Regions from separate parts of the Homo sapiens genome. Here region 1 is linked to region 2. The links are chromatin loops, found by intact Hi-C in ENCODE. Cell type or tissue: pancreas. All regions are shown on one strand. Links, peaks and the distances in the headings refer to the core of each region. The heading gives the core; the rest is flanking DNA.

The links. Peaks named below come from ENCODE experiments on the same cell type or tissue, not always from the same donor. Only the 100,000 strongest peaks of a DNase experiment are listed, where the experiment ranks them.
Region 1: it touches region 2 in a loop (6-fold over the local background); 1 of 110 quality-filtered maps calls a loop at or near these places.

What each region holds. Positions count from the first base shown.
Region 1 is chr9:36,802,506-36,807,884 of GRCh38, forward strand. The region is part of intron 2 of LOC105376030 (a long non-coding RNA gene); the gene reads left to right. Among named protein-coding and RNA genes, the nearest start is that of MIR4475, 18 kb to the right of the region's middle. In pancreas, for the core only: no CTCF peak of the experiment used is centred there; no DNase peak of the experiment used is centred there.
Region 2 is chr9:36,746,440-36,751,818 of GRCh38, forward strand. No RefSeq gene overlaps it. Among named protein-coding and RNA genes, the nearest start is that of MIR4475, 74 kb to the right of the region's middle. RefSeq lists a silencer at 2,008-2,127. In pancreas, for the core only: no CTCF peak of the experiment used is centred there; a DNase peak (open chromatin) is centred at 2,068; H3K27me3 peaks cover 260 bases.

The sequences.
Region 1 (5,379 bases), core at 211-5,210, 56 kb after region 2:
AAGCTCGGGCTTTGGGCAGCTGGTGTTTAGCGTCCTATGCTGTTATGTCAGAAGCCCCCACTCTGGATGGATCAGACCTTATGGGGTCTCTGGGGACACAGAAAGAAATCAGATGTAGTCCCTGCCCTGAGCGCCTCAGTCTGAGGGGAGACAGAGCATGCATAGACCAGGCTGATGCAGAGTGACTCACACTGAGACGCAGGCGAGGACTAGGGGCTGGGAATGGAGGGACGGAGCAACTGATGTGTTGTGTGTGTGTGTGTGTGTGTGTGTGTGTGTGTGCACGCGTGTGTGTGACTGTCAGAAGATGAAAAGGATCAGGGAGGAGGGAATTCCTACATGTTTGTGCCTGGGACCTCATGCAGAGGAAAGACAGGAATGAAAACTAGAAAGGAAGCAGGAACTGGTTCACGGTGGGCCTTGAGTGCCAGCCTTTAATCCTGAGGAGACATAAAATGAGGAACCCAGTGAGACTGGAGTTTTCTGGGGAAGGATCCCTCGGGATGGGAAGGAGAGCAACAAGTACAAGAGGGTAGAACAGTGTGAGAGGCAATTCCATCCACTTCCGCCCCTGCCTTTGGAGTTCAGCGTGCCTTTGTAAAAACCATGGTTGCCCAGGAGTGTTTCCAGAGGGCAGGGAAGTGCTTCCTGCTAAGCGGAGTGGAGTGAGACCCTTTTACACTCTGAGCATAGTTGCCCAGTGGGTAGGCTGGGGTGAGGAGGCAGTGAGGCAGAGAACTAAGGAGGTAGAAAGAAAGGAGGCAGTGTAATAATGTAGCGGGTGGAGCACAGACTTTAAAATAGGACAAACCTGGCTTCAAATTTCAGCTCCACACCTCTGTAACCTTCGGCATGGTATGGAACACTTCTGTATCAGTCAGGATAATCTAGCTTATGCCGCAGTAACAAACAGCTCTGAAATCTAAGTGGCTTAAAATGACCGAGATTGATCTCTTGCTCATGCTGCGTGTTCATTAAAGATTTGCTGGGGACTCTATTCATTGTAGTAACTCCAGAACCCAGGTTTATGGAAACTTCTTGTTACTCCTTCCGCAATGACCAAGGCAATGTGAACAGGGCATGGTAATTCACTCACTGCCCTTAAAGTGAGCTCTTTCACTTCCATTCACATTCCACTGGTCAAAGCTAGTCTGGCCATGCACATCTTCTCAGAGTGTGGAAAAGTGAGAATTGAAATAGTTGTGAACAATCTGTCTCAACTTTCTTATCTGTAAAATGGGAATAAAACTACCAACCTCAGATGAGCATTGTGAATCTAATGAGATAATGCATGCAGCAGTCTAGGTGAAATATAGTCACACTCAAACAATGACAGCCAAAACAACAACAAAAAGATGTGGGCAAAAAGGAGAAAAAAGTATAGCATTTGTTGCTTCTGGGATTTCTGAGACAGCAAGGTTGATTTATCTGGAAAAAGCTGCTGTGTCTGGAACAGCTGTATCGGGAGCTGCTGCTTTGGAGGTGGCCCCGAGATCGATCCCTGATGCTCCTGGAACTCCTTCCTGCTGGTGAAAGACTTTCCCTCCATGAGTCTCAGGGCTGAGCTGGGGGTGTTCTTGAAGGCAGCTTCCGGCTTCCTCTCCAAGACTGTGCATTTCAAACACTAATCTAATGCCTTTCCTGCTGCCACCGCAGTCCCATGGAAACAGCATTTCCATTCCAAGTTTCAGTTCCCATTCATCACCGTGAAGCGCGATACCTGAGGGGAAACGGTAACTGAGACTTTGTGAGTCTCCAAAGACGGGAATGTGTCTGCAGGAGCTGAGTAATTAGAGCAGTTTTCTGCACACATGCCTAGTCTTTATTTAAGACATTTCACTTAGGTACACGTCTAAGTTATTCAAAAGTCACTTAGATTTGAGACATGTATATCATTAATTTCTCGTCTCTATTGTAGAATAGTTCAATAAGCACCAATAACCATGACTGCAAGTATTTATTGAGGCTAACTATGTTTCAGGCAACTGTACTCAGAGCCTTGCTTGAAATAACTCATTTAATTTTATAACAATGCCTTATTGTTTTCTGTACCCAATTTGAGAAACTTGCAGGACTCCTAAGGTGTTTCCATATGAAGGAGCTTTAAGTAATCTTTAAGGGGAAAAATGGAATAAATGGAGAATAGTTAGTCTGTGAGACTAAGAAAAGAGCGGTAACTAACATTCACATAGAGCTGAGTATGTTCCAGGCACTTAGGCATATTAGCTCATTAATTGTCTCAATAACTCAAAAGGTAAACACTATGGTCACCATTTTATAGTTAAGGTACCTGAGGTATAGAGAGAGTACATAACTCCATCAATATAATAATAGCTAGTGAGTGGCAGAACCAGGATTTGAACCCAAATAAGTAGGTTCTTATCCACTATACTATACTGCCTCTTGGGGTCTCACAATCTCAGCATCTTAAAATACTGAGGGGACTGTCATGTGGAAGACTTTTCACTAACGTCTAGATCAACACAACCAATATTGATGGTGTAATTGATGATGTAATTGATAGTGTAAGCCACAGAAAGGCAGATTTTGACTCTATCTATGGAAGGACTTCCACTCAATTGGCATTACTCAAAGATCAGAATTCCTTGTTGATAGCAAGCTCCTTGCCACCAGAAATCCTCAAGAATGGGCCTGGGTGACCACTCCCAGCGAGGTGTGGGTGGGATTCCCTCCCTGGGTTTGAGGCTGATATAGATGACCTGTGTTACCCTTTAACATAATTTCATGACCACAACAACTGCCATGACTTTGGAATATGGCCAAACATTTCCAAACTATTAAAACTGGGAGCAGGTGACAAAACTATGTGGCAAATATGAAGGCCCAGGATACTTTACCTGAGCTCAGTGGTATCATCAAGTTCAACTCATAACTAAGTGATGCTGACACGTGGTCATGATGCAAATAAGTGTTGTTACCTGGATGATCAATTAACCTCAGTTCATGTCATCAATTCTAAGTAGTAAAATTTTCACTAATCAAGCCTACATTTTTGTTTTTCTTTTCTAGCTGTATTAATTTACCTGAATTTTAAAGCGAGGCTAAATGTGGTAGTTTTTCTCGATGCTATGTGGGTGTTTTTCTTCTTGGTGAAGCTGTAGAAGGATGGGAAGCAGGGGCATCACTTACTGGGCCAGAAGAGCCAGGTGAGAGCCAAGGACCTACGCGGTGAGAGGTCCATGCAGGCCAAGGGAGAGGAGACGTGACAGGAGCATGAGTCGGATGAGCTGGGGTCTGGAGGGAGCAGACACTGGCAGCAGAAGGTACAGAAACTGTACCCACCCCACAATGGCCCCAGATCCTCTGGGGCCAAAGTCCAGGGCAAGGGCTAAGGAAGCAGTCAGAGGCCAGGAAACAGGGCAAAAGCAGGAAGTACACAAGGAAGAGGCTTGGCCCCTGCCTCAGTCTCTGGGCATTTGTCTGGCTCCCCTGGGGCAGAAGACAGTTCTAGCTGGGTGGGCCTAAGCTCTGGATGCAGGGACAAGAAATTGGTGGTAATTGATGAGAGCAAAAAGACCCAGCACAGGGGTCCCAGGAGGTCCTGGTAGCAAGTCCAGGCCAGTGTTCTCAGGCAAACCTCCTGCGGCCCCAGCTCCTACCCCCACAGGAGGCCACAGGGCCGGGATTCCAGTCCCAGCACTGCCCCTGACTCAGCAGGTAACCTTGGCAACATCCCTTCCTTCTCTGGCCTCAGTTTCTCATCTCTACAGTGGGAGAATTGGTCTAGATATTTCCTAAGGACCTCCTGATCGTGAAATAAACACAACAGAGGCAGCTTTCAAAGATCTTCTTCCCCTTCTCCTTCCAAAGGGCTGGCAGGGAGTTTAAACCAACTTTGAGCCTCTCTCTTCTCTGCTTAAGAATTGAAGATTTCTATGAACTGGACTTTTTGATTTACAGTCCCAAGTGGTGTAGGAGGGAATAATAAGCTCTTTAGACTTGGAAGCTCCTGCAAGAAATGATGGATGTCCTCGAGGGAACGTACATCCAGGAAGGTGTCCCCAAACTCCCAGCAGGAATCAATCTCCCTGTCCCCTGAATGCTCGACATCTCCCTAATAGCATTTTCTACCTCGTGTTTTGTGCAGCTGCTTGTGTGTCTCATATCCCCCAACTAGGTCACAAGCTCCCTGAGGTCAGCGACCGTGCACCTTGGGCTCTCGGGCAAGATTCATGGCATGGCTGCTGACCGGCTGGACAGATGGGACTTCTCTGATTTTTAACCAAGCATTCTTCCTGAAGATGAAAGTGTCCCACGTCATCTTGTTGGGATGATGTACCAGGATCTGTGCTGCTTTAAAAATGCACAAAATCCCTGGTACTTTGGAGTTGTTTGCAAGTAGAAAAAAAAAATTGATGGAGGGTGGAGCCCGATGCTAAGTGGAAGTTGGAATGAGACCCCTGGAAGCTTTGTTGCTTGTATCTGAGGTCCTGACTCTATTGACACTACAGCACAGACCCCTGAAGACTGGGCCTCCCAGAAGCCTGCTTGCCACCTTCCTAGTATTGCAGGTCCCCCAAGAGCTGGGACCTGGTGGCATCATATGCTAAATAAGAAAAATAATCTTTAACAGCGAGCTTACTTTTTTGCAAAGCCTGCTAAGCCCTTTAGCCACTGGTCCTCATTACAGCCCTATGATGGCAGAAACTATTGTCATCCCCAATACACAGATAAGGAAACTGAGGTCCAAAACCACACAGCCAGGGACACTTTTCCTCCAACTCCTCACACGGGTCCTCCTCATTCCTGAGGCCTCTCTTTGAGCATCACTTCCTCGGGCTGGCCTTTTTCACCACCCTCAGTCAAGAGGCTTTTGGCAGCCTCATCATTCTGTATCGGAGGTCATCAAACTTGAGCATGCACCTGAGCCACCTGGAGGGCTTGTTACGGCACAGGTTGTTGCCCCACTCACCCTAGAGTTTCTGACTCAGTAAGTCGGGGGTGGAACCTGAGAACTTGCATTTCTTTAGTTTTTAAATTATAATTTGTGTGGGTACATAAAAGGTGTTCATATTAATGGGGCATGTAGGATATTTTGATACAGGCACACAATGTGTAATAGTCACATCAGGGTAAATGGGTATCTGTCACCTCAAGCCCCATCCTGTGTTGAAAACAATCCAATTATACTCTTTCAGTTATTTTTAAATGTGCAATTAAATTATTATTGACTATAGTCACTCTGTTGTGCTTTCAAATACTAGATCTTATGCATTCTTTCTATTTTTGCTTTTGTACCCAGAACTTGCACTTCTAACATGCTCCCAGATGATGTCGAAGCTGTTGGTCCGGGGACCACACTTCAAGAACCATTGCTCATAGCACTCCACTGATTTCCTTTAAAACACTAATCAGAGT
Region 2 (5,379 bases), core at 87-5,086:
ATTTTATCTGGGGAAGAGAAGATGTTGATGTCGGTGACAAAAATATTAAAATCACATACTAGCTGTGTGTCCTTGGGAAAGTTATACTCTCTCTGGGCCTTAATTTGCTCCTCTATGAAATGGGAGCTTTAGTCCTACTTGATCTCCTCTCTGGGATTGTGTAAAATGCTGACTCCACGAAACAGCTGACAGAGAAGAGATGTGGTGAGGGAGGGATGGTGGGGGAAAATGATCTCTAAAAAAGTCGTGGCCAAAGTGAGGAATGGCTCTTCCCTGCTCTCAGAGCCTCTTGTTGCTGTGTGTGTTTTGGTGGGTGAGGGGTGGCATAGGGCAGTGTTGCAGCTTTTCCCCTTCTAGCACAAGTGGCCAGATACAGGGCTGCTTTCTCCTGTTTGCCTCTCAGGCTACCTCTCAAGAGGACCTCTTATTCTACGCATAAAGCCTCTGGCAGGAGAAAGGCATGCAATGGAGAGAAGTGCTTTTCAATGGAGCAGACCCCCATCAAGGTGGAGGAGCCCACACAAGCCCCTGAGCTCACCTGGGTTATTGCTTGGACCTTCTCCTCTGGTTTAATCTCTGCCCTAACCATCCCTTCATGGCAAAAAGAAGAGACCCAACCCAGAAGCCACAGACCAGGCCTGTGGACCGAGGACTCTGCTTTTGCTCCGCCCTCCCTTCCCCATCCCCACCATGTCTCCTTGTCTAGGAACCGAACCCTCAGCTCAGACCTTTCAGCATTTTTAAGACTGGGAAGGTTTTCCAGTGTCTCCTTCAAGTTGCCAAGTCTATGTTCATGAGTGGAGGCAAAGAGCTTGGGCTTTGGGGTCCAGCTGACCTGGATTTGATCCCTGGCCCTGCCACTTTCTAACTGGATGACAGTGGGCAGATAATTTACCCTTTCTGAGTCTCAGTTTCCTCACCTGCAAAATGGGTATTATAATAGTGCCTATTTCACAGGATGGTTGTGAGGAATAATGAGATAATGTGTGCAACATCTGTGTGAACTTTATGGTTTTTCTGCCCAGTTGAGCATTTCCCTTCTCCCAGGAAGTGCTCCCAGTTGTTCTCAGGGCTGCAGGTCATGGCACTGCACTTCCCTGGCCAGAGCACATGACTGAATGCAGCCGATCAGAGTCTGTCCTTGGGATTTTATACTGTAGCTGGAGAAAGAAGGGCTCTCCCCTGTCTGTTGTAAAGATAAAAGATGCAAGCTTGAAGTTGGCTGCACATTGGGTTCTGGTCTTGCCCGGGTGGGGTACAGCTGACCCATCAGAAAATAACAACTGCAGCTGGGTGTGGTGGCTCATGCATGCAATCCCAGCACTTTGGGAGGCCAAGGTGGGCGGATTACCTAAGGTCAGGAGTTCAAGACCAGCCTGGCCAACACGGTGAAACACCGTCTTTACTAAAAATACAAAAATTAGCCAGGCGTGGTGGTGCACACCTGTAATCCCAGCTGCTTGGAAGGCTGAGGCATGAGAATAGCTTGAACCCAGGAGGTGGAGGTTGCAGTTAGCTGAGATTGTGCCACTGCACTCCAGCCTGGGTGATAAAGTGAGACTCTGTCTAAAAATATAAAAAGAAAAAAAGAAAAGAACAACCTGGAAAGAAGCAGAGAGGAGGAGAGAGAGACACTGGATTGCCCTTGAATCCCTGGTTCCAGTTATCTCGTGGTCCAGCGTCATTCCTGTTTTTCCTGTGGTTTCAGTATTTGAGGGACTGCCCATAACATTTCCCTTTTGGGTTAGCTGGTTGGAGCTGGGTTTCTGTCACTTGCAACCAAAGGATCCCAACTAATGTAAAATTACTTAGCCTAGTACCTGGCTTATAGCAAAGGCTCTATAAGTGGTGGCTCTAAGTATTAAGTCAGACTCTGCGGCTTGACATTGGTGCTGAATTTCCATCTCCATTTATCCCTGGCCACCCTGTTGTGTGCACTTGTGTATTCTCTCTGCCACCCGGCACCCAAGACTCTAGGGCTGCCTGAGTGAAACACGAAGCTGGTGGGTGGCTCGCGGCCTGAGCCTGCCTGGTGAGGACGGCAGCAGCTCCGGCCCATACAAAGCAGCACCATGGACAGTGGCAGACCAGCCTGAGAATGCCTGCCACCACGCCAGACACAACCGAGCTGCCGACATCCTTCCCCATGTCGGGGCCTGATAATGAACAAGTAATTTATGTCCAGGAGTCAGTGGAGCCTGTCTTGGGCCAGGGCTGAAATGTGACTACGAGGGATTCCTATGAAGGTCATCGCCCTGCTCTTGTCACTGCTAAGGGTTGTCTGTAAATGGCATCCCTCGGAGGCATCACCTTGCTCTCCTGGCTTCTTTGTGGGGATAAGGGTGCACTTTTGAGAAGGTGAGTTGAGAAAAGCACTGGGCTTCTTTTGAGCCATGCCCTTGCAGTGGCCCAGGAATTCTTGTCAAGTGTGACCTCAGATGTCTCATGGGTGAGAAGGGGTGACCCAGGGTGGACTGACACGTGAGAGGCTGTGCAGAATCTGTGAGTGGGGAGGGCAGGAATTGGGCATCCTTCATTGGGGACAAAATAGCTCCAAAGACCTTCTGTCTAAATTAATTTGAATCAAACTCCAGATATGACAAGAATGGTGTTCTGGTGACAAAGTAACAGAGCATCTTTTTTGAGAGTATGAAAAGAGGGGAAGGGATAAAGGAGAAAGCACTAGGCTGGAGGGTAGGTGAATCATGAAACCCCTTCCTATGGGACTCAGTTTCCCCACCATTTCGTGGATTGGAGAGGCTTCACCATTCTGGGATGCGGTCAGAGTATGGTTTAATGGTCCCATTTTATGGATGAGGAAACTGAGACTTAGAGGTTAAGTTGTACAGATTTCACATTCCAGACTTGGGCCTTTGGATTCCTAACCCAGTTCCATGTATTGCCCAGCCTCATATGCTGTTTATAGAAACTATGGGATCTCTCTTCAGCAGAGAGGTCTCATGGAGTCCTCCCAGCAGCGGCCCAGAGGCCCCCATTCTGTCCCACTGTCATTTCAAAGTAAAATTCCTCTGGAAATTGCCATGCTGCCTCCTGTTAGAGAGGGTGCAAGGGGAGAGGGTGCTCCTGGAGGAAAGATTTATTTTCCATGGGAGGTTTGGTGATTTGTGTGTGCATTGCCTCAGCTGGGAGGGGTCACCTTCCAGTGGAGGGGCTGAAAGTGGGATCATGCCCTTGTTCCTGCGCCATGGGGCCCCCCCCGTCAATGCCATCCTTTCAGCTTCACTTCCTCTTTCCATGTTGCAGCTGGAGTGTCTGGCCTGAAACATGATCAATACACTATGAGCTGAGTGCTGCAGTTTTCTTTTCCTCCCAGGTGGGAACTACATTTAAATTTACTTGAAGGTTAAAAAAACAACACCTTCTATGAGGGGAATTTAAAAAAAGAATGGGTTGGGAATCTCCTATTAACAGGAGAACGTATCACCCCAAACCAAATGAGCCCTGTTTGCCGCTCACCCCACAGCTGAGCTGAGCCTGCTCTGGACATGTGGGCCCTGGTGACCACATCACAGGGCCTGGACAGTGTTCACTGGGTAGAGGGATGCTGATGGCTTGGTTGGCTCCTGTGGTTGGGCTTTTAGAAAATACCCCTAAACACAGCTTTTCCTTTTAGTTCCCTTTTGCAGAACTCCAGGAAGCAGGTAGGTCATGGATTACCAGGTCCATTTCACAGATGAAGAGATGTCACTCAGAGAGGAAGAGTGGAAGAGAACAGCCACCAGGCTGCAGGCACTCCCGCAGGGCCCTTTCTGCTGCATTTCTGCCAGCCCCCAACCAACGGCAGGTGCAGAAGGGGCTGCACAGACATACAGGGCTCTGGGGCACCTGGCCAGATGCTGCCTGAGCAGGCTGGGGGAGGTGGTTTCCTTCACATGGTCTCAGAGCTGAGAGTCCCTGAGCTCTACACACCTTGGACTGTGTTCCTTCTGTTCTTCTAATGCTCACTGTCTTTGTCTGTGAGAATATCCCAATCACAAACTGTATTGGCTTTTATTTTTAGGGGGAGATTTGCAAAAGGGGATACACGTCTATTCGGAAATATTCGGAATGTAAAGCTGAAAGGGGGGGTGGTAATCTCACCCCTGCCTCCCCTGTCTGGCTGTACCCTTCTTCACTGCACCTCACTACCAGGGAGAGTTGGCTCTCCCTGGAGTCAGACAGACTTCATCCAAGTCTCAGCCCCACCACATCCCAGCTGTGTGACATAGGGGAGGTCACCTAACTTCTCTGAACCTCCGTCTCTTCACCTACAAAAGGGGATAATAATTAGGGTGACTGTTAAAGTCATCCAGATGGGGACACTATTGAGAGTGAAAGTTGGCACTCTTAATAAGCACGTTGGGACAGTGGGCGTGGACCAGGGCTGTCCTGGCAAACCAGGATATTCAGGCACTTAGTGATAATAGAAGTACCTACTCATAGGTTGTTGTAAGAATGAAATGCTAAAAATGCAAAGATTAACTTGCATAGAGCTGGGAGTACAAATTCTTGATGTAAGATAGCTTTATTGTTGTTATTTTGTGTTCTCTTTTCATCTCAGGAGACTGTGTGACCTTCTTTTGAGACTGGAGAGAATAGAGTGGTCTGATCTGGGATTCCTCACCTTCTGCACATGTGTAATTCTATGCAGTGCTGGTATTTGCCTTCTCTCCTAAGGCCGGGCTTTGCAAATGATCCCAATGGCTCTTAAGCCTCCCTGATTGGAGCCCTCTGACCATGATGGTGCGAGGTTGGTCATATGTGGTCCCAAGAGGTCACTGGTTAAGACCTTGGAGGGCACACATCTCTGAATTGGGATGAAGGTCACATTTGTAAGTTTGTTCCTCTGGCTTCTCTTGCTGATGCTTCCCATTGCTTATTACGGGATGTGTGTTGTTAGAGTGATGGGTGAGTGGAGGGAAGGATGCTGCTGTTTAGAGAGAGGTTAAGCCTAGACAACCCTTCTGGAAATCTCCAAACATTCTGGGAGTTGGCCTGGGGAGAGGAGGTGACCAAATCCACTCCTGTGGGCTAAGATTAGACAGTCAGGCTGGTCTCTGTCCTGACATGATTCCCTGGAGACTTCAGAGAAACCAGCTACCAAGGGGGTCCTGGTAATTCAGCAAAAACACAGAATATCAAAATAATTGGGAATCTTGCCATCCCTGGTGTTATTAACCACAGTGTACATTTTAAGGCCAGATCTTCCAGCTGATGAGTGTATAGGCATGTGTAGTCCACGGGAAGGAATTTTGTAGTTCAAAGTAGATGCACCCAAATGTAACTTGACTTTCTCTGTAACTGGGCTTTCCTTCTATCCTGCGCTCCTGTTCTGCCTGATGCACAGAAATCAATCAGTAGCGATTTCTTACTGAAGTC